2 separate regions of the Homo sapiens genome follow, and region 2 is linked to region 1. The links are chromatin loops, found by intact Hi-C in ENCODE. Cell type or tissue: GM12878. All regions are shown on one strand. Links, peaks and the distances in the headings refer to the core of each region. The heading gives the core; the rest is flanking DNA. Region 1 has its middle 55 kb from the start of CHMP4B. Region 2 overlaps ZNF341 (zinc finger protein 341).

Evidence for each region. Hi-C counts contacts between places; a loop is a spot of excess contacts. Peaks named below come from ENCODE experiments on the same cell type or tissue, not always from the same donor. Only the 100,000 strongest peaks of a DNase experiment are listed, where the experiment ranks them.
Region 2: a loop joins it to region 1, with 15 times the contacts of the local background. A loop is called at or near these places in 11 of 110 quality-filtered maps.

What each region holds. Positions count from the first base shown.
Region 1 is chr20:33,858,514-33,874,609 of GRCh38, forward strand. No RefSeq gene overlaps it. Among named protein-coding and RNA genes, the nearest start is that of CHMP4B, 55 kb to the left of the region's middle. RefSeq lists silencers at 4,207-4,256, 4,259-4,422 and enhancers at 4,707-4,786, 12,249-12,749. In GM12878, for the core only: CTCF peaks have their summits at 4,292 (motif pointing right) and 4,647 (motif pointing right); no DNase peak of the experiment used is centred there; H3K27ac peaks cover 757 bases.
Region 2 is chr20:33,786,899-33,802,994 of GRCh38, forward strand. ZNF341 (zinc finger protein 341) reads left to right here. Exons shown (of 15, transcript NM_001282933.2): 13 at 1,965-2,076; 14 at 2,620-2,690; 15 at 4,090-5,371. The coding sequence ends at 4,619. It overlaps ZNF341-AS1 (ZNF341 antisense RNA 1), which reads right to left. Exons shown (of 4, transcript NR_110623.1): 2 at 11,020-11,097; 3 at 8,616-8,718; 4 at 475-879. Among named protein-coding and RNA genes, the nearest start is that of ZNF341-AS1, 16 kb to the right of the region's middle. RefSeq lists an enhancer at 5,245-5,539. In GM12878, for the core only: a CTCF peak has its summit at 5,413 (motif pointing right); no DNase peak of the experiment used is centred there.

The DNA of each region.
Region 1 (16,096 bases), core at 140-8,139:
TCTGGTAGCTCCCAGCATTCTTGGGTGCTCCTTGGCTGGCTGCTGCATCGTCCCAAACTCTGCCTCCACCTCCACATGGCCTTCTCTGTGTCCTTTTCTGTCTCTTACAAGGATGCCTGTCATTGCATTTGGAGCTCACTCTAATCTAATATGATCTCATTGTGATCCTCACCTTAGTTACATCTGCAAAGACTCCATTTCCAAATAAGGTCCCATTCTGAGGGTTCGGGTGGGTGTGAATTTTGGGGGACATTATTCAACCCACTCTAGCTGTGAGCTGGGGGCCTATAAGCCCGCAGCAGGGTGGAGAGAGCTCAGTGGGGCAGACACAGGAAGCACAGGTCTCGTGAGCCCCATGTGCTGGATGTGAAGCCCAAGGCTCAGAGAAGCTCCAGGGCCCACTGCTAATCAGTGACAGTGAAGAAGCCATGGGTTCCTTAGCTTGTGAAGGCCATTCATTCATTCTACAAACATGTTTTGGGTACTTCTATGCCAGCTGTCTGGAAGCTCACAGTTTGGTGGGAAAATTAGAAAGGCCGTAGCCATCCACTTCTTCATCATCATCACCACAGGCTGGGTCCTCTCTGTAGTGAGTCCCACTGGGAAGAGGGTTCCTGGCTCAGGAGGGTTTGTGGGAGGACATGATATCTCAGCCAAGATCGGAGGCTGATGAGGTCTCAGCAGGGGAAAAGATGTAACAATAGAGAGGTCGGAGGGTCGCGTTCAATGCCTGTGCAAGAAAGGCCTGGAGCCACCCTTGGCCTGCTTGTGAACTCCAGATGAACCATGACACACAGTCACCAGACCTGCAGTAAACATTTACGAAATGAAATTACAGATGAGGAGGCCGAGGCGCCAAGGTGCTTCCAAGTGTCACAGCCAAGTACCAGCAGAGCAAATTCATGAACCCAGCTCCCCTGTCTCCCCATCCATGTCTCTTCCGGTCTGGCCTGGGCACCCCGTCTCAGAAACTGCTTCCTTCCTTCCTGCTCAGCTGTATGCTGGCCTTGCCCAGACCGCAGAGGAGCCAGGTGGAGCTGGGTTAGACACGCAAGACTTTGGGTCTTGCAGCTGAGACTCTGCACCAATCCCAGGCTAGATTTCCATGAGGCACTGGCTAAACTGGTCCAAATTCCCGCAGAGTAGCTCTGAGGGAGAAGCAGAGGAGAAGGATCCCCCTTCAGAGTAGAAACATTTAGGGAACATACACGAAGAACAGACAATCTGTACCTTCTCACTGAACCCACACAAGAACTATTTCAGGGCAGAACCATTCGTTACCCCATTTTGCAGCAGAGAAAGCCCAGGCTCAGAGAGATAAAGTGATTTGTCCAAAGCCACAGTTGTGGAGTCACAAGAATCCAGTCACACACATACCTCCTCCCCAGGCCTTCCCTGCTGCTGTGGTGGGGGAGGAGCCGGGTCACAGAGATGCATCCCTGACTCCCTTAGAAGGTGTTGACCCTGAATGTGACCAAACCCTGGGATTTTAGAGGCCAGCTCTCTCCCATGGCCACTTCCTACTGACAGTGAAAAGGCCACAGGCAACAGGACCTGGGATCACCCAGGGTCACCTGGAATGGAGCGGCAGGGTCAGCCATGCAGAAGAGTTGGGGCTCCTGTCTTTTCCACAAGGGGCTGATGAGGGGATCCCCTCTGGGGCTGGGTCTCCCTTCCCACCCTGAGGACCTGTCTGTTTTCACCCAGACAATCTCACTGATTGTCTGACAAAGTAAAGAAGCAAATGAATTACTTATTCTATGAAAGCCATTCATTCAACAATTTTCTTTTTTTTTTTGAGATGGAGTCTCGCTCTGTTGCCCAGGCTGGAGTGCAGTGGCGCAATCTTGGCTCACTACAACCTCCGCCTCCCGGGTTCAAGTGATTCTCCTGCCTCAGCCTCCCAAGTAGCTGGGATTACAGGTGTGCACCACCACGCCCAGCTAAATTTTTTTTGTAGTTTTAGTAGAGATGGGGGTTTCACCATGTTGGCCAGGCTGGTCTCAAACTCCTGACCTCAGGTGATCCACCCACCTTGGCCTTCCAAAGTGCTGGGATTACAGCGTGAGCCACTGTGCCCAGCCAAACAAATGTATTTTGGTTGGGCCTGGTGGGTCACGCCTGTAATCCCAGCACTTTGGAAGGCTGAGCTAGGAGGATGGCTTGGGCCCAAGAGTTCGAGACCATCTTAGGCAACATAGCAAAATCCTGTCTCTACAAGAAATAAAAAATTAGCCAAGTGTGGTGGTCGTGCTTGTGGTCCTGGCTACTCAGGAGGCTGAGGCAGGAGGGTTGCTTGAGCCCAGGAGGTTGAGGCTGCAGTGCGGCAGGATCATGGCACTGCACTCCAGCCTGGGTGACAGAGCAAGACCTTGTCTCAGAAAAACAAAACAAAACAAGTGAACAAAATAAATACCCAAAGAATTTTTTGAGTACTTCTATGCCCGCTCTCACAAAGCTCCTTGTTTGGTAGGAAAATTCCTTATCTCCCTCCTCAGCTTGGGCGCCTATGTAGGGACACTTGGTTCCCTCATACAAAGCGTGGACAGACATCAGGGTACATACTCATTGCTGTTTCGCTTCTCCATTGCTGCAAGAAACCCGCCCCTGAAACTTAGTTGTGAAAAGCAACTATTTTATTTTATTTTATTTTATTTTATTTTATTTTCTGAGATAGAGTTTCACTTTGTCTCCCAGGCTGGAGTGCAATGGCACAATCTCAGCTCACTGCAACCTCCGCCTCCTGGGTTCAAGTGATTCTCATGCCTCAGCCTCCAGAGTAGCTGGGATTACAGGTGCGTGCCACCACACCGGGCTAATTTTTGTATTTTAAGTAGAGACGGAGTTTTGTCATGTTGACCAGGCTGGTCTTAAACTCCTGATTTCAGGTGATCTGCCTGCCTCGGCCTCCCAAAGTGTTGGGATTACAGGCGTGAGCACCCACACTCGGCGCAACTATGTTATTAAGCTCACAGATTCTGTGGTCAGAAATTTGGAAAGGGCCAGTGGAATGATTTGCCTCTGCTCCGTGATAACCGGGACCGCACCTGGGAGACCTGAAGACTGAAATGACCTCCATGGCTGGAGGCTGGAATTATCTGGGGACCTCTCCAGTCAGTGGTGTGCTACGTGTGGTAGTTGATGCTGGTTGTTGACTGGGACGTGCCCTGGGGCTGTCAGCAGGAACCTGAGACCTCTCCATGTGACTTGGGCTTCTTATGGCGTGGAGACTTCAGTGTAGCCAGAGCTCAGGGCTCTAAAAGTGATTGTCCCAGCTAGCAAGGGGGAAGGTGCGTCATCTTTTGTGACCTAGACTTAGAAGTCATGCAGAATCACTTCACTGCATTTTACTGGTTATCAGTGAGTTGCAAACCCACCCGGGATTCTAAGGGAGAGGAATTAGGCTCCACCTCTTGATGGGGACATGGCTAGTTCTAAAAGAGCTTGGGGGACAGGAGATATTACTGGGGCTGTCTTTGGGAGCTAAAGTCTGCTATGATAGCTAACACAGAGCATTTAGTATATGCCAGGTATTGAATGAACTCATCTGGTCTCTGAACCCCTATCAAAAGAATATTTGTGAGTATATACCATATTTATTTATTAATAAATTATATAAATGTACCACTGTACTAATATATTGTGTAATAATACACAACTCCTTGAAGTTTTAAAAGCCTAGGATAGAAATAATTATAATAAAAAATTTCAATGTTTTCTTTCTGTATTCCTAAAGAGTTTAAGGATTTTTTTATTTTTTTAATTTTTTTTGAGACGGAGTCTCGCTCTGTCGCCCAGGCTGGAGTGCAGTGGCGCGATCTCTGCTCACTGCAAGCTCCGCCTCCCGGGTTCATTCCATTCTCCCGCCTCAGCCTCCCGAGTAGCTGGGACCACAGGCGCCCGCCACCACGCCCGGCTAATTTTTTGTATTTTTTTAGTAGAGACGGGGTTTCACCGTGTTAGCCAGGATGGCCTCGGTCTCGATCTCGATCTCCTGACGTCGTGATCCGCTCACCTCGGCCTCCCAAAGTGCTGGGATTACAGGCCCGAGCCACCGCGCCCGGCTGGCTTGTGTTTATTTAAGGAATGGAAGCGTTCACTCAAGCCAGACTTCAGGGGCAAATGTACATTGGGAATCTCCAAGGGACATCTCCCAAACTACCTGACCAGGGTGTGGGTTCCGCCGAATATCTTTTGGGAAACGCTGTGCGGGGGTCCCTAGAGCGTGTGGGTCCTCCCCATCCCTCCTCCCGGGTTTGAGGGGCCGACGCGGCAGCGCGCCCAGGGGCCTGCAGGTGGCGCCATGTCCCAGGCTGTGGGGCCCCGCTCCCGTCGAACCACGGGGAGACCGTGGGCTCCTCCCGGGTGGTCTGCGCCTGGCGCAGGGAGGGGCCTAGAGGAGGCGGTGGAGTGGGGCGGGGAGGGGTGTCTGCTTAGCATCGGGCGCTGCTCCCTTGCCCTCCCTTGCTTTCCCCTCTCTCCATGCTTCCCACTCCCCCTACTGACCCCCTCACTCCTTCGTCCCCCGCCTGCCCACAGGGACACCCCCATGGATAGGGAGAGGGCTGTGTCCTAGCTCCTGCCAGAGTCTGGAGGCCGCGAGTCTAGGGTGTAGGAGAAGGGGGCCAAGCCAGCCAGGAGGTGGGGCCATTGTAACAACAATCACAGCAATAGTCACTATGTATGGAGGCCCACTCTGCCGTGCGGGGGTGGGGAGCTGCAGTTGTGGGCTGCTAGCTCATCTTCTAGGCGGTCTTCCTGTTCCAGGTCCCTCTGCTGCCCCCAGGAGTCCAGCAAAGCAGGACAGCTCTGTGGACATGGATACCTGTGTGTCCCCCACCCCCAGCCCTGCATCTGGCTTAGCGGGAAGGCAACCCGCTCGTGGGAGGGTGGGAGTGGGTCCCAGGCTGGGGACTTCACTTGTTGCCCTGGAGCTGGTTCTCCAAGAGCACAGACCCTAAACCACTGCCCTCTACTTCCCTGGTGAGCTCCCCACCCCCATACCTTAGGCAAATTTCCTTTTCCAACCCCACTCCACCAATTTTCTCTGCCTCCTCCTTCTGTGAGGTTTGTGGGCCCAGTGTGGCCTCAGGGGGCTGAGGGGATCTCATGGAGTTGAGCCTCACCTTGTCCAGTGCCCAGCAAGGCCTGGGGAGGGGTGCCCAGAAGCCATGTTTTTGTCATACTGCCAAGGAGGACCTTGGATGCACTTGGGGAAGCGCTGATGAAGAAATGACTTCAGAAAAAAAGACCCTGATTTGTAATCTTTGCTGATTTCCATGTAAATTCTCTTACCGTGGCCAGCTTCAAGCTACCAACATGACAAAACATTTCTTAACATTCAGCCATTCCTGTGGTCCCTGGAATATGTGGAGAAAAGAAATTGAACCACAGCGTCCCGGACCTGGTAGAAGCCGCCTCCAGCACAACAGTGAGAAGGTCTGTTTAGGACTCTGCTTGTTTCAGAAAGATCCCGGCTTTGCTTTGGTCAGGATGGGCTACATCACTGAGGGGCCCAGTGCAAAGTGAAGATACAGGGCCCCTTTTTCAAAAATTATTCAGAACTTCAAGACAGCAACAATAGACTGTTAAACCAAGTGTGTGGCCCTTCTGAGTGAGGGCCCTGTGTGGTTGCTCAGGTTGCACACCCATGAAACCTGCCCTGGCTCTGTTCCAGGCCACCAGGATGGCTTGCCTGCCAGGACCTCCTCACTGGCCTTCCTGCTGTCTCCCTGGCCTCCTACAAACCATTCTCCACTCAGCAACCAGGGGTTGCTCTGGGCTGGATCTTGTCACTCCTACACCTGCCGCTTGTCCTTGAGAGCAAGGGCAAGGCTCCTCTGCCTGGCCTGGTTCTGAGACACTGGGCTCCCCAGTTACATATCCTTATAGCTCCGCACACATGTGTTCCTGCCTGGCTCTCTTCCCTGTAGAAACTACATTTCCTTGTATGATCTCTCCCTTTATACCATCAGCAGTGTAGTCCTGTGCTCAGTACCGCTGCAGGCCTGCACTTAGTAGATACTCAGGATGTGCTAAATTGAACAAAATGAATTAATTGATGAAAAGGACAATTGGATCAGGATAGGGCTGTTCCAAATGTTTTCTGGCAACAGACTCATTTCATCAAATGAGATCTTACAGGGAAGCCCACGACATGAAACAGAAAAGGGCCGCTGCTTTGCCTGCAATGGGAGGGACCAGACGCCTGACTCCGGAGGCCATGCAGTCACTGCCTCTGCAGAACCTGGTTTGGCGGCACCAACATTGCCACTTTCCTTTGTTCTTCCTGCATTTAACCTTAGCCGACCCCTCCTGGCTGACATTGACGATCTGGTTTCTGTTCGTATTAGCCGGACTGAGAACTTTAGCTGTCACGTTGGTTGTACATGTGGATTATGCTCCTGTCTCCCCTTCTCCCTGTACCTGCGGATCACTCGGCCATCGCTTGGCTCTGAGAACAGCGGCTGGGCTGAGCCATGGGCAGAGGATTTGGTGTCCTTTGGGGAGGGGTGCTGATGGTGAGCACAGGGGCAGGGCTGCAGTGCCCCCCGCCCCCAGCACAGCCAGGCTCCCCCACTCCCCTCCACTTTGGTCAAATGACCTTCCGTGGCCAGGGGCGAGGTGCTCCCTCTCACTGAGCTCTAACCTCGCTTGAACACCCACCAGCATTTATTGAGCGCCTGCTGGGTGCCAGCATGTTGCCAAGGGCTACCTGGGTTTTATTTCCATGGGTCCTCACGACAACTCTTAGGAATGGCTGTTATCATATTCCCCATTGTACAGATGAGAAAATGGAGGCTCACAGAGGGAGAGGACTTGACCAAGGCCACACAGCGGATGATTCAAACTTCTGACCCACCCTGGCCCACAATGGGCAGCCGAGCTAGAGACCAGTACTTTATGGATGAGGGGAGAAAGAGGAACCAGGACCTCATGCTGCTTCTGGTGGCCTGGCTGCATCCTCTGACCCTGGGACGCGCTCCTGGCTCTTACCTGGGAGGCAGCATAGCAGGTGGCATTGGAAGCAGAGGGGCCTGAGCTAGAATCCCGGCTCTGTCGCTGACCAGTCTGGTGACCCAGCTATGTGGGGGTCTCACCAGCCTCACTCTCCTGCCTGAGCAAGGGAAGCAGAGATGTCAGTACCCACCTGCCCGGGTGGGGGCAGGTGAAGGAGAGGTTGTCTTGGCACACGGCACATCTGAACACTCGCTGGGGTGGCTATGAGGGGTCCTCACGCTTTACCCACCTTGGGCCCATCTTAGAATGAAAGAAAATGGAATCCCCAAGGAGGTCTCTTTCCTGTCCTTCCTCAGTGCATCTCAGAGTTGGACCCTGAGGGGACCCTCTGCTTGGGGCTGTCCTGGGCTGGGCATCCTCCCCTCCCTGCTCCTGATGTAAAAACTCCAAGGGTGGGTGCCGCATGAGGAGGGCCAAGGTGCTGCGTTCTAGTCCTTGCCTGGCCACCGGCTGGTGCCTAGACCCTCTCTGGACCTCAGTTTCCCCACCTCCAGCATGGGTCTCCTGCAGAGCCCGTGAGGCAGCAGAGGATGGATTTGAGCCTGGCTGTGTGCGGTCAGGGCACCTCCCATACGCGAGGGGGTGGATCAGTCTCCTGGGGTTGCTGTGACAAATGACCATGAACTCAGTGGCTGAAAACAAGACACACATTCGCTCACAAGCAGTCTCGTATCAAGGTGTCAGAAGGGCCACGCTCCTGCAGACGCTCCGGGGGAGAGCCCTGCCCTGCCTTCTCTGGAAAAGATGCAGCGATCCCTGGCCTTTCTGGGCTTGTGGCCTCTGATCTCTGCTCTGTCTTCAGGTCTCCTCTGTGTGTCTTCTCCTGCCTCTTATAAGGACATTTGCCATTGGATTTAGGGCCCACTAGGGTAATCCAGGATGATACCATCTTAAGATCCCTAACTTAATTATATCTGCAAAGACTCTTTTCCTAAATAAGGTCATATTCACAGCTTCCAGGGATTTGGATGTTGACATATCTTTGGGAGCTATGACAGTCAGCCTCACCTCACAGGCTCCCTACCAGAGAAAGGCAAGTGAGGGCCAGCGGATTCCTCTAAGGACCTTGGAGAGTGCCGCATACAGTAAGCTCAACAAATGTGAACCCTAAGAAAGAGACATGGAGGCACAGGGAGGAAAAGATCACGGAAGAGCTTGCCCTGGCCATGCTGAGACCCCTTCCCCCCAGCTTTGGGCCTTGTCTCTGGGGGTGGGCCAAGCCGGACCCCTCCAGGGCAGGGCGGCAGCACACACCGCCAGCCCTGCATCTCTGCATCCCATTCTGGCAGAGCACTACCCAGAAACATATTTTACCCATAAACGGGCCAATTAAGAAGGCAAATGTTTTCAAACAGGAGGATTTATTGGCATAGAATGTGCCATCCCTCTAAGCAAGAGGAGTGGGGGTGTGTGCGGAGCCATCTGGAGGGGAGTTGTTTATCATATTTATTTAGTTACAAGTTGCTGGTTTAGAACTGGCAGAGCTTTGTGAGGTGGGATCGCAGTTCCCTGGGAGGGCACAGGCTCGGGTGGCTTTGTGCACAGGGGTATGCCCGTGTCTGTGCAGACACGTATGTCTTTGTGCCTGAGCGTATGTGACCGTGCACCTACATGTGGGAGTTTGCCTGCCTATGCGTGTGCATACCCTTTATTGGGTCTGCTCTCTGTGTGTACACACATGTGCCTCTGTGTGTACACATGAGTGTAAGAGGGCCTAGAGATGTCCTGGTGCATGCGTGTGCACATGCGTGTTTGTGTGCATGTGTGTGCAATTCTTCTTTGTGTGTGGATGCAGGTGTGGCCTTGTGTGCACTTGCCTGGGACAGATCCTACCTTACCCAATTTGACTTCCAGGCAGTCTTGGACATCTCTGAGAGTCTCTTCCCTGGCAATTTCCCACATCATCCTCTTTCTTTGATCTCTTTCTCTTCCCCGTGTGTCTTCTCTTCTCTTTCTAGACCAGGGGACACCAGTAGGTCACGTGAATGAGAGAAGAAGGTCTGGCCTGGGCTAGGCCTTTGATGCAGACTCATTGTGTGTGGCAAAGGTAAAGGAATTGTCTTGGCCTCTGCAAACATACATGCTCTCCTATTTTACCTAAACACGTGGCTCTGACTCTCTGAGACTACTCTGTTTCTCAGCATCTGATAGAGATATGGGACAAAGAATCATTACAAGTGCCATGATCGCCAACAAGAACTACTTAGCCTGTGGTTCTGGGAGCCAATAGACAAGGGTGGGGCTGTGGTGAACAGGAGAGTGCGTGCCCCTGTCTAAGGGACAGCCAATCCTCGGTGATGGTTGCTTTGAGAAATTTCCAGCCTCTGTTGCCAGGTCTTCTGAGTTTCTAAGAAAAACCAGAGATTTGTATTTTTAAGAGAGTGTGCTTGATTTTTAAACATTGGCTCAAAGATTTTTGAAACATTGCAGGCCAAATGGAACTTGTGTGCAGGATGAATGATCAGGGTGCTCATCTGCAGCCTCCCCCACGCTCCATGTGCACCCCTCTGATCTGTGGCTGTAGGGATCATTGTCAAGCTCATGACCAACATCTGTGCCTCGATTTTGGGTCTAGACCCACTATGAGTCAGACCCTGTCATCCTGGGCTCATGTCTTGTGAGCACAATGAACCCAGCATGTCCACGAAGCAAAGCAGCATCTTTCCTCCATCAGTGCCTCCCTTGAGTCCCCGAATCAGAGGCAGCCCCGCCATCAGCTCTGGAGATGGAATCTGGGTGTCATCCTTGGGTCCTCACCACCCCTCAGCCTCCGTGGGCATTGAATCAGTCACCCAGTCCTGCTGGCTTTGCCTCCAGCACACATCTCTACAGCCTCCGTCATCTCTCTCCTGAATGACAGTGACAGCCCGCTCCAGCTTCTCCAGGCTTCTAGTTGTGTCTCCCTGCTCCTTCCCTGTCCACCTCTCCAGCCTTGTCCTTCCCTCTCCCTGCTGGCACTTTAAGCTTCAGCAACACCAGACTGCTTGTGTTCTATTTTATTGCCTCTTGCCTTTGCAATGACGTCTCCTCTTCATGGAATGCCTTTCCAGGCCTCTCCACTTCCCCCGACTAACTCCTCTTTATCCTTTGAGATCCCATAGGAAGCTCCCTCTGCAAAAGGGTGATAAATAAATCTCACCTGGCAAGGTTGTTCTCAGACTGCATGAGGTCCTTCCTGGCACAGTGCCCAGCACACAGTAGGTGCTCACTTGATGTGCCTGCCTCCCCGTCCGCTGGCCTCCCCTGCCTGCCACTCTCTCTGGAGGGAGGACCGTGGGCACTGACTGGGCCCTGAGGGATGAGACAGAGTAGCCCCCAGACAGGTGATCTCACAGCCTTCCCCAGGCCTGGACCCGGTGACTCTCAAATGACATCAGCCACGGAACTTCACCAGCAGATCAGGTGGGCTTTTCCAATCAGCCCTCTCCTGTTAAATGGGCATTTTGATATTTTCACTGGATGTACATTAGTCACGGAGAATTCTGATTTGCACAGCCTGTGTTTTAGAGTGTGATGTTCTAGGCTGTAAAGATAATCAGCTCTCATAAGAGATAGTTTCCCTGGTGCCAAGGGTGGGGGACTGGGGTGGCGACAGCGTGATTGGAACTCTAAATGTCTGAAGTGACTGTCTCAAGTCCCCTGAGCCACAATTCAATCAGCCTCTCCAAACGAGAAATTCAACAGTGAGCGTTAAAAAAACAGTGGAGGATGAAAATGAAAAAAGAAAAACACTCAAAATGGAATTAAGTTTTGGGGGCATTGGATGGAAGTTTTAAAAATGAACAGTCACAGCCCCCCAAAAGGTGCATCTTCTCCAGTGCGGCGGAAGCAGGGAAGGGTTTGCTTTCTGGGATTCCGGAAGAACTTTCAAAGTTTCTTCTTCCTTTTTTCCCCCTCCTTTCCTTCCTCCCTCCTTTATTCTCTTCCTTCCACAGATGTTTCCTGAGCACCTACTGTGTGCAGGGCACCACGCTGGGCACTGCAGACCTAACAATGAACAAGGCAGATGTTGTTCCTGCTCTTGCAAAGTTTATAACCCTCCCCTACTGTTAGGCCTGAGGGTCGTTTCCAGTTTTTCATGGTTGCAGATAATGGGGCAATGAACATTTTTGCATGCATACCAGGATGAGGCATGGAATGAAGTTTTCTGTTGCCCCAGAAATGGTGCCTGAGGCCAAGCTACAGACAAAGGCATCAAGTACCCCACGTTATTTTTTTATTTTATTTTTGAGACAGAGTCTCGCTCTGTCATTCAGGCTGGAGTGCAGTGGCACCATCTCGGCTCACTGCAACCTCCGTCTCCCAGATTCAAGTGATTCTCCTGCCTCAGCCTCCCGAGTAGCTGGGATTACAGGTGTGTGCCACCATGCCTGGCTAATTTTTTTTTTTTTTTTTTTTTTTTTTTAGTAGCCGCAGGGTTTCACCATGTTGGCCAGGCTGGTCTCGAACTCCTGACCTCAAGTGATTTACCTGCCTCCTAAAGTGCTGGGATTATAGGGGTGAGCCACCGCACTTGGCCAAGTCCCCCACATTCTAAAGAGCACAGTTAAAACTGAGGCCAGACACACCCTTCTGGGCTTATACAGTCCAGCCAGTTTGGTTATCCCCAGCGTCCCCTGGCTCCCCTGGCTCCTCACCTCATTCTGCTCCATAAGCAGGAAACTGACAAGAGATGGAGAGAGGGGAATTATTGGATCATAAGTTGTCATCCCTTGGAGGGGGTCAGTTATTGTCCCCTCCCTTGGAGGGGGTCAGTTATTGTCCCCTCCCTGTGGGAGAGGAGAGGGGATCTCTAAAGGGACCCCTTGCAGAGATGGGGAGGCGTCCACTAGATGGGCAGACAGGCATCTCGGGCCACATTAGAAGGTCTGTGTCTGCTTAGACAGTGGCCCAGCCTCTGCCCTGGGACCTCCGTGAGATTGGACTAGGTATTGGTGGGCAGAGAGGGGATGCATGGAGGAGGCTGTGGCCAAGTCGACCCCAGAGAACAAGGCTGGCTGGGACTGTTTGCCAGGGCAAGGACTTAAGGGGAAGCAGGAGGCTGGGTGTGGTGCCTCACGCCTGTAATCCCAGCACTTTGGGAGGCTGAGGTGGGCCAATCACCTGAGGTCAGGCATTCGAGGCCAGACTGGCCAACAGGGTAAAATCCCGTCTCTACTGAAAATACAAAAACTAGCTTGGCATGGTGGCAAGAGCCTGTAATCCCAGCTACTTGGGAGGCTGAGGCAAGAGAATCACTTGAACCCGGGAGGCAGAGGTTGCAGTGAGCTGAGATGGCGCCACTACACTCCAGCCTGGGTGACAAAGCGAGACTCTGTCTCAAAAAAAAAAAAAAAAAAAAGACGGGGGTGCAGCAGGAGGTCTGGGGTGGCTGCGTGGGGTGCGAGTTGAGGGGTGGGAGAAGCAGGGCCATGGTGGTGGTCTCATGTCAGGGCCCCTGAGGACACAGAGGCCCCAGGGCACAGCTGGGGGGCATCCTGCACACCCTCTTCCCTCACTTGGCCTTGGCTCCTGGACGCTGTCTCTGTCTACCCTCTCTTGCTCCTCTACACCTGCCAGGCCAGGCCAGGGGCTGCCTCTGGGTTCTCGAGGCCCCAGGGTTCCTGCTGCCTCAGCACAGCCCTGGCCTGTCACTGCCAGGTCCACGTCCATCTCTGGTTGATAGCAGGGGCTTTGTCTCGTTCGCTGCTATATCCCCGGCGCCTGGCACAGGGCTGGTAAACAGCAGGCGCTTGCTACGTGTTTGTGACGGGACCTTTGTTGGAGGAGCACTGAGCTGAGGGGAAGGTCGGCTCAGGGTCCCCCGGCTGCAGGATACTGTCCTCGGCAGAGGGGAGGGCCGGCTCAGGGTCCCCAGGTTGCAGGGCGCTGTCCTCGGCAGAGGGGAGAGCGGGCTCAGGGTCCCCGGGCTGCAGGGCGCCATCCTTTGCCAGCTCTTTATCGTCCCTCCTCTTTATGCCCTGCGTTGGTCTGGCTTTCAGTTTACAACCAAATAAATAAATCTTCATCCTCATAGAGAGTTTTCCTCTGGGCAGTGCTCCAAGGAATTGGAAATGCTCCCAGCCTAGGTTTATGGCAAAGGAGCCTCCGGGAGGAGATTTCTTGAGGCTGTTTAGGTGACCCCAGGCCTTTACCAATGCTGTGCCCTCTGCCAACTGTGTGGGCTGAATACGTCCTCCGCCTATGAGGCCTGACCGAAACCCCACCTCCCCCAGGAAGCTGTTCTTGATCCCCCAGCTGTGTCGGGGGTTCTTCTATCCAGTCCTGTAAGCACCCTTCACCCCGGCATCATCAAAACAGGATTTTAGTTGTCTGTGTCTGTCTTTTTCATTAGACTGGGCACTCCCTGAGGGCAGGGACTCAGCGCTGTGTCCCCAGCAGACATCAGGTGCTCATCACGTGTTTTCGAAGGCAGTTGATTGCTTGAACCAGGCTAGAAGGTGATGTACAGAGTGTCTAGAAATGAGTTAAGTGTGAGGTTGAGATGAGGTAGGGCACACGAGGTGGAGAAATAAAGAGAGGGAAGGGCAGGCCAGGGAGAGGGCGTGGTGTGAGCAGAGGTACCGCAGCAGGACATAGCCTGGCGTGCGGGGCTCTCAAACAGTGAGGCTGCCGGCTGAGCCCAAGCTCCAGGCATGGGGCGGTAAGCCAAGAGATGGTAACTAGGGTTGGCGCGACAGATGTGGAGAGTAGGTGACAGACTCAACTGAGGTCCTAGAGGTGGAATCCATGGGGGTGGTTATTGGAGTAGGGGGGTGGCGGGGATGGCGCCCAGTACCCTGGCTCACGACTGGGTGGCTGGTGGAGACACAGAGGAGGAGTTGGGGGTGGGGGTGGGGAGCACTATGCTCAATGTTGGACCCTCCGAGTGGGACGTGGGGCATTGGGGGAGATGCCCAGGAGGCCCTGTGGTCTGGAGAAAGGTCCAGGCTGGAGAAGGAGCAAGGACACAGCTGGCAAGGGGGCGCCTGAGGCCGTGGAGTGGACAGAAGCCGAGGAGGAGGGGGACTTCACCCTGAGCTTACAGCTCCTTGCATAACTTAATTGCCAATATGATTAAACATGTAAATAATTATTTAAAAATAAATATATTTAGAAACTTAAAATTTGGATTCAGGAACATTTTAAAGAAAAAGCACAGATGGCCGGGCGGGGTGGCTCACGCCTGTAATCCCAGCACTTTGGGAGGCCGAGTCAGGCAGATCACGAGGTGAGGAGATCGAGACCATCTTGGCTAACACGCTGAAACTGCATCTCTACTAAAAATACAAAAAATTAGCCGGGCGTGGTGGGGGGCGCCTGTAGTCCCAGCTAATCGGGAGGCTGGGCAGGAGAATGGCGTGAACCTGGGAAGCGGAGTTTGCAGTGAGCCGAGATCATGCCACTGCACTCCAGCCTGGGCGACAGAGCGAGACTCCGTCTCAAAAAAAAAAAAAAGAAAAAAAAGGAAAAGCACAGACATAACAGTGAATTGCACATTGCCTTTCCCAAATATGCTCACATTATGTTCTGAAAAGTTCCCTCTGCTCCCTGCCCACTCCATCCCACTCCCCAGGGAGTAACTGATTTCTCTTTCCAGCATGGTCCAAAGGGCTTGTCAGGGGTTTGCTGTCAAGTGAGTGATGTAAACCCTCCCCTCCACTAGCCCCAGTAGGCATCTGTAGTGTTCACTGCTCACTGGCATGTTTCAGGATAAACTCTTTTGTGGAAACAAGAAAAGGAGAAAAGGAGCTTGGGCCTGTGTTGCTGGGAGTTCACTTGAGGGCCCCTGGAGCTAGAGAAGGTGGGACAAACTGTTATCTACATCACACAGCCCTCCTCAGAGGGGTGTCCTATTGTCCTCATTTTACAGAGTTGGCGACTGAGGATCAGAGAGGTGACTCTCCTAAGGCCATGGAACTGATGAGTGGCCGAGCTTGGATTCAAACCCAGGTCTGCCCAGCTTCAAAGCCCAGGCTCTTGCTCCTATTTTTAGGAGAAGATACAGACCAAGTTTATTTTACATAGGATTCAGAGATTCAGGATCCTGGAGTTCTAGTGACCATTTGACAGATGGAGAGACTGAGGCATAACCAGGGCTAGAACCCAGGCCTACTGCCCCTGAGTCTGAAGTTTTGACCATCAGCAATCATTCAGGGTGAAGGGATCTTGCAGGAAAGATGACAACTTGACGGGGCCAGGGTTCAGAGGTGTGTGCAGATGGGAGGTTCAGAAGCTTCCCTAGAGGCTGCAGCCAATTCCCCCCACCTCTCCCCTCCATCCCCCACATAACACACTTGGCCCCCTGTGAACCCATGGTTCCTGCTCAGAGCAGGCGGCCAAAGCAGTGTCTTTGCTGCAAGCGAGGGACTGAGCTGTTCAACGAAGAGTCATGTCCTTCATCTTGTCCCCTGCATTTTACACCACCATGTAAAATTTTCCATTAATTCCTCGGAATAAAATGTAGTGGCTGTTAATTTTTGATGCCTGGGAAGTAGCCAGCTGAGCGCCTTTTTATGCCTGAAACTATTTTCTACCATTAGAAGAGTGTAATAAAAAGTTTTCTTTCTTTGATTTTATTTTTTAATTAGATGAGGGGGTTTAGGCAAGTCTGCTGTCAGAGCTGTGGCTGGCAGCTGGAAGCCCAGGACGTGGCAGAGGAAGGACACAAACACCTTCACTCTCAAATACCTTCCCCACAGCCAGGCCTCGCCTCTGAGCCAACCAGGGGGGCCAAGGTCTGGCCCAAATCATAAAAAACCCCGAATCTTCATTGCTTTTCCAGAAAGGCTGTTTGCGAGAAGTAGCATGCTTCTGCGAGAAGTTTCTGTCCTGGGCTTTGGCTTCATACAGACGTGTGAAATTCCTCCTCTGTGTCTCTGAGTCGAAGTCTTGGATCCTCAGCTTAATAGCTGAGGGACTTTGAGCAAGTCCCTTCCCCTCTCTGGGTTTCTCCTCTGTAAAAGCTCCCAGGGTTGTTGACTAAGGAGACATTGATTAAAGGAGAAATGGGTGTCAAGCATCTAGGCCATAGTAGATACCCTGGAAACAACGATGATGGGGGAATGTGTTTAAGAGGCGGGAAAATGCCGGGCAT
Region 2 (16,096 bases), core at 474-8,473, 71 kb before region 1:
TGGAGGTTGCAGTGAGCCAAGATCAAACCACTGCACTCCAGCCTGGGCAACAGAGCAAGACTCTGTTTCAAAAAAAAAAAAAAAAATACAAAAAACGAAACAAAACAAAACAAAAAAAACCACACAAATAATACATGGTTATTATAAAAATGGAAACAATATAGGAGTACATAAAGTAAAATGTTAAATTTCCCCTTCAAGTTGTAGTTGCCACTGACACTTTGGTCTGTCCTTTCCCTACACCTCCCCATCTTTCTTCCTGCATCTTCAGTTTATTTACAGAGACACATGGCCAGGGCTTTTTTGGGGTGTGCAGGTTGTATTTTTTCTTTCTTTTTTTTTTGTTGGAGCTTACATATCCAGTAGGGATTATATTTTTTTCTAAGAAAGACGAGATTGTGTTAAGCTGTTCTACTGCTTTCTTTCCCCACTAGCAGTATGTCCAGGAGATCTTTCCAGATCAGGAAACACAGATTGACCTTTTTAATCTTTTTAATGACCACAGAGCATTCTATTGTAGGGACCAGCATTTCCGTATCGACTGGGTTGATGGTTTTTCAGAAGTACTTTATTCATTCCAGAGGGAGAACAGAGAGGAAATAATGGCAGGAAGTCACAGCAGCCCAGAAACAGCCCCTTCCAAAGGGCAGGCTGTGACCCCACGGCAACTTTGCAGGCACCTCCCTTGATTTCCTGTGGGTTCCTCAGGTAGCCCATCAGGCAAGAGCTGCCCCAGGACGGGTTTAACAGCAGGAAGATCTGGGTAGCTCAGATGGGCTCTGGATCACGCTGCTGGGCTGGAATCTTAGCTCCCGCAACCATAGGGGTAGCCCCTGAGCCAGTCCCTTCACCTCTCTGAACTTCAGTCTTCTTTCTTATCTGTGAAACAGGGATGATGGGAGTCAGTGCCTCCTGGTTTTTTGGAAGGATTCAGTTAGATAAGGTGTGATTCCTCGTCCCCCAGGGTGGACCGCATTGCCAGAAATGACATGAGGCCACCTTGCTTCTCAGGCCGTGCCTCATCCTTGACTCCTCTCCTCCTCTCACAGTCACAGCCAGTCCAGTGGCAAGGGCTGCCGACTGTGCCTTCCCAACATGGCTGTCCTGGGCCACTTCCTGGTTATCCTCACCTCCACCCTCATTCGAGCTGGTTAAAAGCTTACATCAGAGTCCATCCCTCTGCTGTTCAGACCTTCTGGTGCTTCTCTTCTGGCTCAGAGTAAAAGCCAAAGTCCTGGCTGGGCGCGGTGGCTCATGCCTGTAATCCCAGCACTTTGGGAGGCCAAGGCAGGTGGATCACTTGAGGTCAGGAGTTCGAGACCAGCCTGGCCAACATGGTGAAACCCCCCATCTCTACTAAAAATACAAAAATTAGCTGGGCGTGGTGGCACACACCTGTAATCCCATCTACTCAGGAGGCTGAGGTAGGAGGATTGCTTGAACCCAGAAGGCAGAGGTTGCAGTGACTCACCTGAAATCTTGCCACTGCACTCCAGCCTGGGTGACAGAGCAAGGCTCTGTCTCAAAAAAAATAAATAAATAAAAGCCAAGTCCTTAGCTCTGCCTCCCAGGTCCTCCCATGCGGACCTGGCTGGCTCGCTGCCCTCACCTTCTGCCTTGTTCTCTGGCCACACCAGCCTCCCTGTTGTTCATCAGCACCGCCAAACGCACTCCTGCCTCAGGGCCTTTGTACCTGCTTTCCCTGCTGCCCAGACCATCTCCCTGATGACCTGAGGTCTCTCCTCATGCATGGCCTCATCAGAGAGGCCTCTCCTGACCATCCTGTCAAAATAGCCCTGTCTTGTCTCTGGCAAAACAAAGCCACTGAAGAATGAGAGAGGCTATTTTCTCCCCTGGCCACCTCCCTAGAGGAGCTGCTCCCCTGAGGGGCCCAGCGGGGACCCTTGTGCCCTGGATGCCGACTCCTGGTGAGTGCTGGCTCTCCCTGTCTGTGTCTGCTGCAGGTGAGAAGCCCTACAAATGCTCAGTGTGCGAGTCTGCGTTCAACCGCAAGGACAAACTGAAGAGACACATGTTGATCCACGAGCCCTTCAAGAAATACAAATGCCCTTTCTCGTGAGTAGAGACTGCCATGCAGGGGGGTGGGTAGCGGGACAGATTCTCCAGGGGTGCTGCTGGGGAGGGTGGGACAGATGTCAGGCCTGAGGGCAGGCCTCTCCTTTTTTTTTTTTTTGGAGACATAGTCTCACTCTGTCATCCAGGCTGGAGTGCAGTGGTAAGATCTTGTCTCACTGCAACCTCTGCCTTCTGGGTTCAAGCGATTCTCTTGCCTCGGCTTCCCAAGTAGCTGAGATTACAGATTTAGTAGAGATGGAGTTTCGCCATGTTGCCTAGGCTGGTCTCGAGCTCCTGACCGCAAGTGATCCATCCACCTCGGCCTCCCAAAGTGCTGAGATTACAGGCGTGAGCCACTGTGCCTGGCCAGGCCTCTCTCCTTTTATCCTGTCCTGGGCCCTGCCTGCCTCACTTCCCACCCTACCTCCTTGCCCAGCCCTTAGGGTGGACAAGGCTGTCCCTTGTGCCCAGGGCTAGTGGAGGGGCCAGCAAGAGGATCCTAAGCTTGGTGAGCTCCCCCTGACCAGTGGCTTTGGGTTTTAGGACGCACACAGGCTGCAGTAAGGAGTTCAACCGGCCGGACAAGCTGAAGGCCCACATCCTCTCCCACTCTGGTAAGTGGCTCTTGGGCCTGCTAAGAGGGTCTGGTTCAGCTCTAGTTCACTGGGATAGACCCGCCAGGAAGAGAAAGAGCAGACATATCCTGTGAGGCTTGTTTTCCCTGCCTGGCACATTCCAGCCAGCACTTTCACTTATGTGGGCTATGAGCCAGGCCTGTGTTAGGGACTTAAGGGTGAACAGAGATGAATCAGACACAGTCCCCCAGTCCAAGGAGGAAGCTGACCTGAGCAGAGATGACTCAGTTGGAGCAGTGCCCAGTGTAATAGAGGTGTGGACGAGGTGTGGAGGGAATCAGATTCCAGCCAGGTCCAAGACATGGCCAGGAAGCTTCTTTGATAGGGCAGGGCAGGGGTCTCCAAGCCACTCCTCAGTTTCTCAGCGCCTCCTCAGAGCAGCCTGGCTGGCTTTCCACATGCCAGCCGAGGTCTAAAACAAGGTTCTTCAACCCTGGCACCATTGACAATTTGGGCCAGATAATTTTTTTTTTTTTTTTTTGAGACGGAGCCTCCCTCTGTCACCCAGGTGGAGTGCAGTGGTGTGATCTTGGCTCATTGCAACCTCTGCCTCCCAGGTTCAAGCGATTCTCTTGCCTCAGCTTCCCAAGTAGTTGGGATTACAGGTGCCTGCCACCACACCCAGCTAATTTTTGTATTTTTAGTAGACATGGGGTTTTCACCATGTTGGCTAGGCTGGTGTCGAACTCCTGACCTCAAGTGATCTGCCCGCCTTGGCCTCCCAAGGTGCTGGGATTACAGGTGTGAGCCACCGGCGCCTGGCCTGTAATCCTGTAGATAATTTTGTCCTGGGGGCTGTCCTGTGCCCTGTAGGATTTTTAGCAGTATCCCTGGCTTCTATCTACTGGTGTCAGTGGCATCCCCCCACAGTTGTGACAACCAAAAATGTCTCTAGGCATTGCTGAGTCCTCTGGGGGGTAAAGTCTCCCTTGTTTGAGAAGGTTTACAGAAAGGAGTCAGTCACTAAAGAAAGTGTGAAAACTGGGAGAGTAGGTCAATGACTTGGACACACAGGGCTGGGTTGGAGTCTTAGTGCTGCCATGTTCCTGTGGGTGGCCTCAGGCGTCACGGCCCCTCCCTGAGCCTGAGATGACCTGGCAAAGCGAGCCAAGGTGCAGAGAGTGAGCAGCTGTTCCAGGCAGAGGAGAATGGCAAGTACAAAGGCGCAGAGGGAGGAGCCAGCGTGGCATCTCTGAGGAGAGCGAGTGTGGCTGGCGCAGAGAGTGGCTGGAAGAAGGCAGACGACGAGGGTGGAGAGAGCTGGGGCCAGATCACACAGGTGCTGGTGGGGAAAGAGCCTGGATTTTATTCCCAGCGCAGGGCACTGTTGCGGGGTGAAGGTCTGGATGCTTCTCACTGACTTTCCCTTGCCCTCCAGGCATGAAGCTCCACAAATGCGCCCTGTGCAGCAAGTCCTTCAGCCGCCGTGCCCACCTCGCCGAGCATCAGCGCGCCCACACGGGCAACTACAAGTTCCGCTGTGCTGGCTGCGCCAAGGGCTTTTCCCGCCACAAATACCTCAAAGATCACCGCTGTCGTCTCGGCCCCCAAAAGGACAAGGACCTGCAAACCCGGCGGCCCCCCCAGAGGAGGGCAGCCCCCCGCAGTTGCGGCAGTGGTGGGCGCAAGGTGCTGACCCCCTTGCCTGACCCGCTGGGGCTGGAGGAGCTGAAGGACACAGGGGCTGGGCTGGTGCCCGAGGCTGTCCCCGGCAAGCCGCCCTTCGCAGAGCCGGACGCGGTGCTGTCCATCGTTGTGGGTGGTGCGGTGGGCGCGGAAACTGAGCTGGTGGTACCTGGACACGCTGAGGGGCTGGGCTCCAACCTGGCTCTGGCGGAGCTGCAGGCTGGGGCCGAGGGCCCATGTGCCATGCTCGCTGTGCCCGTCTACATCCAGGCCTCCGAGTGACGGACCTGAGGTGTCTGTTTCCTGGGCAGGCCTGATGCTCCTGTTTGGGTCCAGGGCCCCTGGGGGCAGACCGGTGATCCTTACCAGTGGAAGCGAGCCATCGAGCCATTGGCAGAAATCCTGCTGAATGTCATTCAGAAACCTCAGCCCATGGTCGCCCTCCTGTGCCCCTCTCCTGCCGGAAAGCCCTGCAACATTCTAGGGTTGGGGGCAGGGCCATCCACGGTTTCTGGGCAGAGCCATGGTGGCAGGAGAGAGATGGCTGAAGCCTGAGCAGCCCAGAGTCCCGCTGGTCTAGGCTGGTGGTCGGGGCCCCTGGGAGAGGAGACAGGGCATTCCTCCCCACTCTGTCTCCAGGCTGCCTCTGGGTAGCCTCTAGTCTGCTGTTCTTCAGGAGGCCTGCCATAAACTCTTCGGAGTTTACGTGTTGCACCTTTTCACAGACGGTTCCCCACAGCATCCTCAGACAGCTCTGTGATGTAGCTTTTAGGAGGCACTCAGGTGTCACGGCTAGACTGCAGCTATGAGACAGATCTGGCTTCAAATCCAAGAGTTGCCATGCACTTGCTGTGTGACCTTGGGCAAGTCACTTCACTTCTCTGAGCCCCGTGTTCCTCATCTGTACAATGGGGCTTACGATACTACTACCTCATAGGGTTGTCCTGGGGATCCAGTATGATGAAGTGCGCCAGGGGCTTGGCATGGTGCCCGGCACGCAGAAAGTGCTCAATAAATGTTTTTGTCATAACGTGTCCGGGTGGCCTGGGCCAAGCTGTGGCAGTTTCCTTCTTTGCCCCTAGGTGGCAGCACTCCCCCTCTGAAGCTTGTGGTGGCTGAGGGGTCCCAGGCCCCTCACACAGGGAGCCCTGGAGAGATGATAAGGGAAGCAAGGCTGGGCACGGCAGCTCATGCCTGTAATCCCAGCACTTTGGGAGGCCAAGGTGGGCTGATCACCTGAGATCAGGAGTTTGAGACCAGTCTGGCCAACATGGCAAAACCTCGTCTCTAGTAAAAATACAAAAATTAACCGGGTGTGGTGGTGCACACCTGTATTCCCAGCTACTTGGGAGGCTGAGGCGGGAGAATCACTTGAACCCAGGAGACAGAGGTTGCAGTGAGCTGAGATCGTGCCACTGCACTCCAGTGTGGGAGACAGAGTGAGACCCTGTCTCAAAAAAAAAAAAAAAAAATTAGCTGGGCATGGTGGTGGGTGCCTGCAGTCCCAGATATGCTGGAGGCTAATGTGGGAGGATCACTTGAGCCCAGGAGGTTGAGGCTGCAGTGAGCTGAGATTGTGCCACTGCATTCCAGCCTGGGCAACTGAGCAAGACCCTGTCTCAAAGATTTAAAAAAAAAGAAAAGAAACGAAAAAAAAGAAAGGAAATTGGGAACACCCATCCACAGAAAACAGTCCAGGACAACACCCCATGGGGGTCGGGGTTTGTACTCACTTGTGGGAATTCAGGATAGTTAGCCACCTCCAAATCCGTTGTAAACAAGATCAGAAATCCCTCTCGTGTCGGCATCTGGAGGCCATCAATGTCACCGCGTCCAGTGCTTCCTCCTACCTCTCAGCTGGTCCCGGTGGGAGGTGGACCGGGCTCATGAGGAGGCGGGAAGGAGAAAAGGGCCTTGACTAGTGTTTTCCTGTTTATCTTCACAGCCACCCTTCTGGGCTGTTGGACTCCATTTGATGACTGAATTGTTTTGAAGGCTGGCAGGTCCCTCAGGCATCTGTGTTGGATCTCAGGGCTGGAACTCAGAGCCAGGCCCAGCTTCCCACATCCTCAGGAAGGGTGTGACGCGGCAGGAGGGACAGAGTTGATGGGGGTGAGGTGTGTAAGTGTACCGGCCTGCACAAAGGCCCGAGGGGGACTGGTGGGGACAGGAAGTCAGAGGGGATGCCCCTGGAGCTGGGCCTTGGCCCGGGGTGCTTTGATGGGTGGATGGATAGGGGAAGGTGTGCTGGGTGAGAGCAGGGCGCGTGCAAACACCTTGGGGTGGGACAGTGCCAGGCCTGCTATGTTCTGGGGCCGGCGGATGTTCCAGGGTGACCAGAGGTCTCAGAGGAGTAGGTGGATAATGATCATGGCTGTTGCTTCACCTTCTCCACACGAGGGACACTGTGCCAGGCTATTTACAGTCACGTCGCCTCAGCCTGTCATGTGAGTGCTGTTACTTTCTGTATTTTACAGCTGAGAAAACCCAGGCCCAGAGGGGTAAACTTCCTTACCCAAGCTCACACAGCCAGGAAAGCTGCAGAGCTGGGACTCAAGCCACGGCAGCCTGCCTCCATGGGTTCTTAGCCACTTTCCACGATTGAAGTGTGGGTTGATGAATCAGAGAGGGCCTTAGATGTGGGTTAAGGAATCTGGACTTTATTCTCCACATAATGAAGGGGAGTCATGGGAGACAGTGAACATTTTTAAAAGTTGTAACAATGGCATTGAAAGAAATGTGAAGAACGACATCTTCAGCCGGGTGTGGTGGCTCACTCCTATAATCCCAGCACTTTGGGAGGCCGAGGCGGGTGGATCACCCGATGTCAGGAGTTTGAGACTATCCTGGCCAACATGGTGAAACCCCATCTCTACTAATAATACAAAAAAATTAGCTGGGCGTGGTGGCACATGCCAGTAATCTCAGCTACTTGGGAGGCTGAGGCAGGAGAATCGCTTGAACCCGGGAGGCAGAGTTTGCAGTGAGCTGAGATCCCGTGACATTGCACTCCAATCTGGGTGACAAGAGTGAAACTCCATCTCAAAAAAAGAAAAAAAAATGACATCTTCTTCCTAATATAACTATTTAAGTGGTTTTTCTATAGCTTCTTCCTGTCAGTGCACACAGGCATACACGTCTACTGGTAATCACGAGAACTAACATTTATTAGTTATCGAATGAATGCCTGGCACCATCCCCAGCACCTCAATGTAGGCACTACTTTTAAGCCCATTTTGCAGCTGAGATGAGGCAACAGGCACATTAAGGTTAAGCAGCCCAAAGTCACACAGGAGGGAAGTAGCAGAGCCAAGCCACAGATAAGGACATACCAAGATCAGCTATAATGTTTAACAGAAAGTTGGTGACAAATCCCAGCACTTTGAGAGGCCGAGGCAGGCAGATCACGAGGACAGGATATCAAGACCATCCTGGCTAACATGGTGAAACCCTGTCTCTACTAAAAATACAAAAAATTAGCCAGATGTGGTGGCCCTGGAGCTGGTCCCAGCTACTTGGGAGGCTGAGGCAGGAGAATCGCTTGAACCTGGGAGGCGGAGGTTGCAGTGAGCCGAGATCATGCCACTGCTCTCCAGCTTGGGGGAGAGCAAGACTCTGTCTCATTAAATAAATAAATAAATAAATAAATAAATAAATAAATAATAAAAAAGAAAGTTGGAGATAGCTGCTCCAGGACCCCAGGGTCTGCCACCGAACTCCAAGATGCTGGACAGAGTGGAGCATAAAAAGGGGCTGGCCTAGGCATCCAGGGTCTCACTCCACCCCCAGAAAGATCACAGTTTTTTTACCGGGTGTGGTGGCTCACTCCTGTAATCCCAGCACTTTGGGAGGCCAAGATGGGCGGATCACCTGAGGTCAGGGGTTCGAGACCAGCTTGGCCAACATGGCGAAACCCCATCTCTACTACAAAAAATTAGCCATTCGTGGTTGCATGTGCCTGTGATCCCAGCTACTTGGGAAGCCAAGGCAGGAGAATTTGTAGAATCCGGGAGACGGAGGTTGCAGTGAGCCGAGATCTCACCATTGCACTGCAGCCAGGGTGACAGAGTAAACTCATGGACAGACTCTTACTCTAAGAGTAAACTCTGTCTCAAAAAAAAAAAAAAAAAAAAAGAGAAAGATTACAGTCTTTGGTATCAAGCAGAGCTGGGTTTGAATTCTGGCTCTGCCCCCTCCTAGCTGTGTGACTATGGCGAGTCACTTCACCTTTCTGAACCTCAGTTTCCTTGTGTCAGTGTGGAGAATAATAGTACCTACCTGGCGAGGTTGATGTCACAATTCACGGAAATAATTCAGGTAAAGCAGAGATCACAAATTGGCCGCTCATGGCAGCCTCCAGACAGTTTGGCATTCACAGTGTCTGAAAAAGTAAGCCAACGTTTAAAAACAAATTTAAAATATACTACAGTGGTGAAGTGTCAGGAATGACACAAGGATGCCTGCTGTTATGACTCCAATATTACATTAGTGGCCTGGCCAGAATAATAGAGCAAGAAAAAGAAATAAATAGTATCAGGATTGGAAAGGGTGAGATAATAGCAAGGGTGCTGAAATAATAGCAAGATCAATATATACAAATCTACTATGCTCCTATACTCCAGAAGCAATTAGAAAATGTAAAAAATTGGGACATTTGGGCCAGGCGTGGTGGCTTACACCTGTAATCCCAGAACTCTGGCAGGCTGAGGTGGGTGGATCATGAGGTCAGGAGATTGAGACCAACCTGGCCAACGTGGCAAAACCCTGTCTCTACTAAAAAATACAAAAAATTAGCCGAGCATGGTGGTGCGTGCCTGTAATCCCAGCTACTCAGGAGGCTGAGGCTGGAGAATCACTTGAACTGGGGAGGTGAAGGTTGCAGTGAGCTGAGATCATGCCACTGCACTCCAGCCTGGGCAACGGAGTGAGACTCTGTCTCAAAATAAATAAATAAATATATAAATAAACAAAAAAACTCATTTCCTCTGATAAGTTTTCCTTGGCCAATCTGTGTAACATAGCCCCACCTCCATCATTCTCGAATTCCTTACCCTATTTTATTTTTATACGTCACCCTTGACATTATATTAGACATTTGTTTATTGTCTGTTGTCCTCATTAGAAACAAAAGGTCCACAAAGGCATCGACTTTTGTCTGTTTTGTTCCTGAAGTATCTACAGTGCTTAGACCTTCCCAGGAATTGTTCAATCAATATTTGTCGAATGAATAAACAACAGCACTTTGAGAGAAGAAGGCTCACTTTACCCACCCGCTCCTCTCACCCCAGGGAGACCAGAGAATCTGTCATGTAGACCGAGATATGACTGACCCAGGGTCCTGGGAAGTAATGTCTGATATAAAAGGATATCTTCCTTTGTTCAAAGAGGGAGCAGAGAATATCTGGGCCAAATGACTAAGGCAGGTGGCTTGGAAGTCTCGACAGAGCAGGTGGAAGTCGACAGAGCAGGTGTCCCTGTGGCCCAGGGAACTGGTTGGACTAGTTTTGTCTCCTTTGGGGAGGAAGGAGTGGAGGTGGCAGCTACGGGTGCTCCCAACCCCCAAGGCTGCCAGCAAGTGACCCCCCCACACACAAGGCTTTCAGGGCCTGAAGGGTGGTGATCAGGGAGGTGAGCAGGCTCCATCTAAGGATTGGCAGTGACTTCTTACTAGCTGAGGGTGCCTCAGGTAGGCTTAGGCACAGAACCCAACTTTAGGGCCTTGCGTCCTTTGAAGAATCACAGAGAATAAACAGGCCCAGGGAGAGAAAAGGTCTTGTCCAAAGTCTCATCAAGGCAAGGCTGCTTCCCAGGCCACTGCTACCTCAGTCCACTTATTTATTGATTAAATATTTCTTGAGTACCTATGACGTGCCAAGCATAGTTCTTTGATGATACATCATGAGCAAAACAATCATTTGTGGAGATCCTTTGTGGAGGAAGCAGAAGATAAACAACAAAGTAAATAAGTAAGTTATAGATGTTAGGAGGTGACGAGGACTATAGAGAAGGAAAAAAAGTAGAGGTGAGTAGAGGTTTTGAGAGTTTGGAGGGTGCTGGTGTGTTTGAGGAAGAGTAGAGGGGCCAGTGTGATTGGAGTGAGGCACTGGAAAGGGGGAGGGCAAGGAGGTGACAGGAAAATCATGACATCATGTAGGGACTTGAGGGACATTGAAAGGACTTTGGGTTTTACTTGAGGGACGTGGAGAGCCATTGGAGGATTGTGAGCATTCAGTGACTGGATCCGACATACATATGTATGTCCAGTGTCAAAACATATATATGTGTGTGTGTGTACATATATGTATATATATATGTGTGTGTATATATATATGTCAGATGTCAAAAAAATATATATATATAATTTTTTTTTTCCTGAGACAGAGTCTCTCTCTGTCACCCAGGCTGGAGTGCAGTGGCGTGATCTCAGCTCACTGCAACCTCCAACTCCCAGATTCAAGCGATTCTCGTGCCCCTGCCTCCTGAGACTACAGGTGCATGCCACCATGCCCAGCTAATTTTTGTATTTTTAGTAAAGATAGGGTTTCACCATGTTACCCAGGCTGGTCTTGAACTCCTGGCCTCAAGTGATCCGCCTGCCTCGGCCTCCCAAAATGCTGGGATTATAGGGATGAGCCACTGTGCCCAGCCAAACACATATTTTTTAAAGGATACCTCTGCTTACCATGTAGAGAATGAGCTGGAAGGAATAAAGATGGAGACAGGAAGGCCAATGAGGAAGAGTATTAGGTTCCTCTTGCTTCTGTAATAAAGAATCAGAAACTTAGTGGCTTAAACCAACACAGATCTTATCACTCTGGAGGTCAGAAGTCTGATATGGTTCCCACTGGACTAAAATCAAGTGTTGGCAGGGCTTTGTCCTTCCGGAGGCTCTAGGGGAGAATCTGTTCCATTGTCTTTTCCGGTTTCTAGAAGCCACCTGCATTCCTTGGCTTGTGGCACCTTTCTCCATTCAAAGGCAGAAGGGCAGCATCCTGCCAGTCTCTGACTCTGAAACCTCTTGCTTCTGTTTTGTGATTACATTGAGGCCAGCTGGATAATCCACAATAAGCTCATCATTTCAAACTCCTTAACACTTCTACAAAGTCCATTTAAGGTGAGATTCTGGGGATGAGGACATGGACGTCTTTGAAGGACCATTATCCTGCCCACCAGGAGGCTACTGCAATAGTGCAGGCAAGAGATGATGGTGGCTTTGACCAGAGTAACCGCAATGAAGATGGTAAGAAATGATAGCTTTCTGGATATATTTTGATGATAGAGCCAACAGGATATTCTAAGGGATTGGATGTGGACTTTTCCTTCCTCGTGCAGGTAGACTTCTAGTCTACCTGTGCCTTGGGCCTGCGCCTGGGTGAGGATGAGGGTTTCCCTGGGGTAAAGTCCAGGGAGTCACAGTCATTGACTGGAGCCTGTGTGGCCGTCTAGGGCCTGCTGCATGGCCTGCATGTGGTCAGACAAATGGGTATGGAGTAGGCCCTGTAACCCACCATTAGCACAAGTGTAGGGTCCTTTCTGGTCAACAGTTTCACCCACCTCCCCCTCACTCCTCACTTAACCCCTCAAGTTCTGCTGGGTTGGGCCTTTCCTGCCCCCATCGCTTACTTTGCCCCACTCCCCTGGGAGGTGAGACCTGCTCCCAGGCCCACCACACTTTATTTATTTACCTGTTTGTAGGTGTGAGTGTCTCTCTGTTCATTCATTATTTGCATGTAGGCAGAATAGCACAGTGGCTAAACTGGTTGCCTTTACAGTAAGAATCCCAGCTCTGCCTCCTACAAGTGTGTGATCTTAGGCAAGCTGTCCAACCTCTGTTAATGTATAAAATGGGAACAATAAAGCCTACCTCATATAGTTGTTGTGTGGGCTAAATGAGGTAATGCATGTAAAATCCTCGGCTCAGTGTCTGGCTTAGCATAAAGTGCTGATGAAGATTCTCTGTTATTTTCTCACGGTTCAAGTGCCAACCAGTCCACTCAATAATGGTGTGATCTTCGGCAAGTTATTCAACCTCTCCAAGCTTCTGTTTCCTCAGCTGTAATCTGTAACTACCTCATAGAACTATAGTTGGATGATTAAATGAGATAATCTGGCTGGGCGTGATGGCTGACACCTGTAATCCCAGCACTTTGAGAGGCCAAGGGGGGAGAATCAGTTGAGTCCAGCGGTTTAGGACCAGCTTGGGCAACATAGGGAGACCCTGTCTCTACAAAAGATACAAAAATTAGCTGGGTGTGGTGGCACACACCTGTGGTCACAGCTACTCGGGAGGCTGAGGTGGGAGGATCGCTTGAGCCTGGGAGGCAGAGGTTGCAGTGAGCCATGATCGTGCCACTGCACTCCAGCCTGGGTGACAGAGTGAGACCCTGTCTCAAAAAATAAAATAAAATAAAAATAAGTAAATAAATGAGATATTCTATGTAAGCTGTCAGAGTGAGAGCTCCGTGGATGTTAATGATTATTATTCCTGTTGTTATTATTTCATAAATATCTGTTGAATACATACTCTGTGCTAAGGCCTTTGTCTGTGTTGTCACTGAATCATCAGAATGGCCTGGTGAGGAATATAGTGTTATTTCTGTTTCACAGACAGGAAAACCAAGGCAGGTAAAGCACATGGCTGAATGGCAGAGCCCCAATTCTAATCTAGGTCTGTGTGGTAGGCACCAAAACATGTTCCCTCTTCATTACTTCAACGCACTTTTAAAAATTGAGATAAGGGGCCGGGCGCAGTGGCTCACGCCTGTAATCCCAGCACTTTGGGAGGTTGAGGTGGGCAGATCATGAGGTCAGGAGTTTGAGACCAGCCTGGCCAACATGGTGAAACCTGTCTGTACTAAAAATACAAAAATTAGCTGGGCGTGGTGGCGCATGCCTGTAATCTCAGCTACTCAGGAGGCTGAGGCAGGAGAACTGCTTGAACCGGGACCCGGGAGGCGGAGGTTGCAGTGAGCCGAGATCGTGCCATTGCACTCCAGCCTGGGCAACAAGAGTGAAACTCTGTCTCAAAAAAAAAAAAAAAAAAAAATTGAGATAAGGCCGGGCGTGGTGTTTGTAGCCTGTAATCCAAAACTTTGGGAGGCCAAGGTAGGCGGATCTCCTGAGGTCAGGAGTTCGAGACCAGCCTGGCCAAAATGGGGAAACCCTGTCTCCACTGAAAATACAAAAATTAGCCAGGTGTAGTGGTGGGCACTTGAAACTGGGTGGTAGAGGTTGCTGTGAGCCGAGATTGTGCCACTGCACTCCAGCCTGGGCAACAAAGCGAGACTCTTTGTCTCAAACAATAAAAATAAAAATTGAGATAAAATTCACATGACATAAAATTCACCATTTTGGTCGGGTGCGGTGGCTGATGCCTGTAATCCCAGGACTTTGGGATGCTGAGGCGGGCGGATCACCTGAGGTCAGGAGTTTGAGACCACCCTGGCCAACATAGGGAAACCCCATCTCTACTAAAAATGCAAAAAATTAGCCAGGTGTGGTGGCAATACCTGTAATCTCAGCTACTCAGGAGGCTGAGGCAGGATAATTGCTTGAACCTGGGAGGCAGAGGTTGCAGTGAGCCAAGATTGCACCACTCCACTCCAGCCTGGGCAACAGAGTGAGACTCCATCTACCAAAAAAAAAAAAAAAAAAACCTCACCATTTTAACTAAAGTATACAATGCAGCTCTTTTTTATTACATTCACAATATTGTGTAACCATCGCCACAATCTAGTTACATAACATTTTCGTCATCCCAAAAAGAAACCCTGTACCCATTAAGCAGTCATTCTCCTTTTTCCCCCTCTCTGGACCCTGGCAACCACTAATCTGCTTTCTATCTCTATGGATTTGACTATTTTGGACATTTCATATAGGGTCAGCCTGGGTGACAGGGTCTCACTTTGTCACCCAGGCTGGAGTAGAGTGATGAAATCACAGCTCACTGCAGCCTCGAACTCCTGGGCTCAAGTGATCCTTCCACCTTAGCCTCCTGAGTAACTGAGACTACAGGCACACACCACCATGCCCGGCTAATTTTATTTATTATTATTATTATTTTGTATAGCTGGGGTGTCACTATGTTACCTAGGCTGGTCTTGAACTCCTGGGCTCCTGCGATCCTCCTGCCTTGGCCTCCCAACGTGCTGGGATTACAGGCATGAGCCACAGGGCCTGGCCTCATTCCTTTGCATTTGGATACCCAGCTGTCTTAGCACCATTTGTTGAAAAGACTATGCTTCCCCCATTTAATGGTCTTAGCACACTTGTTGAAAATCAATTGACTATAGATGTATAGGTTTATTTTTGTACTCTTGACTCTATTCAATTGATCGATAAACTTCTTTATTGTAGCTTTGCAGTAAGTTTTGAAATCAGGACATGCGAATCTTTCAACTTTATTTTTCTTTTTGAATATTGTTTTGACTATTCAGGGTCTCTTGCGATTCCATATGAGGTGTGGGATAAACTTGTCCATTTCTGCAAAAAATGCAGCTCAGATTTTGAAAGACTTGTATTGAATCTGTTGAGCAATTTGGAGAGTGTTGCTGTCTTAACAATTAAGTCTTCTAATCCATGGACATGGAATGTGTTTCCATTTATTTATGTCTTCCTTGATTTCTTTCAACAAGGTTTGGTACTTTTCAGAGGACAAGCCTTTCCTTTCCGTGGTTAAATTTATTGCTAAATGTTTTATTATTTTTGATGCTATTGTAAATGGAAATGATTCTTAATATCATTTTCATATTGCTCGTTGCTAATGTACAGAAATACAACTGATTTTTGTGTGTTGATATTGTTGAACTTTGCTGAACTCATTTTAGTTCTAATAGCTTTCTGTGTATTCTTTAGGTTTTTCTCTATATGAGATCATGTCATCTACAAATAGAAATAGTTTTACCTCTGCTTTTCCAATCTGGATGCCTTTTATTTATTTTTCTTGCTTAATTGCCCTGGCAAGAACTTTCAGTACAATGTTGATTGGAAGTGATGAGAGTAGGCATCCTTATCTTATTCCTGATCTTAGGGGGAAAGCTTTCGGCCTTTGTCTTCACCATTAAGTGTGATGTTAGCTGTGGGTTTTGCACAGATGCCTTTTACCAGGTTGAGAAGTTCTCTCCTCTTCCTAGTTGGCTGAGTGTTTCAGGTTTTGTTTTTTTGTTTGTTTGTTTTTTGTTTAATCAGGAGAGAATGTTGGATGAACTCTTTTTTACAACTAAAAATCAGCGAAGTCCTCTGTATTTAATTTGGTATAATTATGTGAGACCAAGTTTCATAATTAAGGTTTTATTTCATAATTTTTTTGATTTTTTGGGACAGAGTTTCACTCTTGTTGCCCAGACTGGAGTGTGATGGTGTGATCTCGGCTCACCGCAACCTCCGCCTCCCAGGTTCAAGCAATTCTCCTGCCTCAGCCTCCCGAGTAGCTGGGATTACAGGCATGCACCACCACGCCTGGCTAATTTTGTATTTTTAGTAGAGATGGGGTTTCTCCATGTTGAGGCTGGTCTCAAACTCCTGTCGTCAGGTGATCCGCCCATCTCGGCCTCCCAAAGTGCTGGGATTACAGGCGTGAGCCACCGTGCCCGGCCTCATTTCATAATTAATGTTTTCAAAGAAGGTTACAAATATATGGCTGGGTATCTTTAACCATGTGACTTTAGTCAATTCCTACTTCTTTGGGCCTCAGTTTCCTCAACTGTAAAATGGAGGTGGATAGTAATGCTTACTTCATGGGGCTTAGAGGGATGATGGAG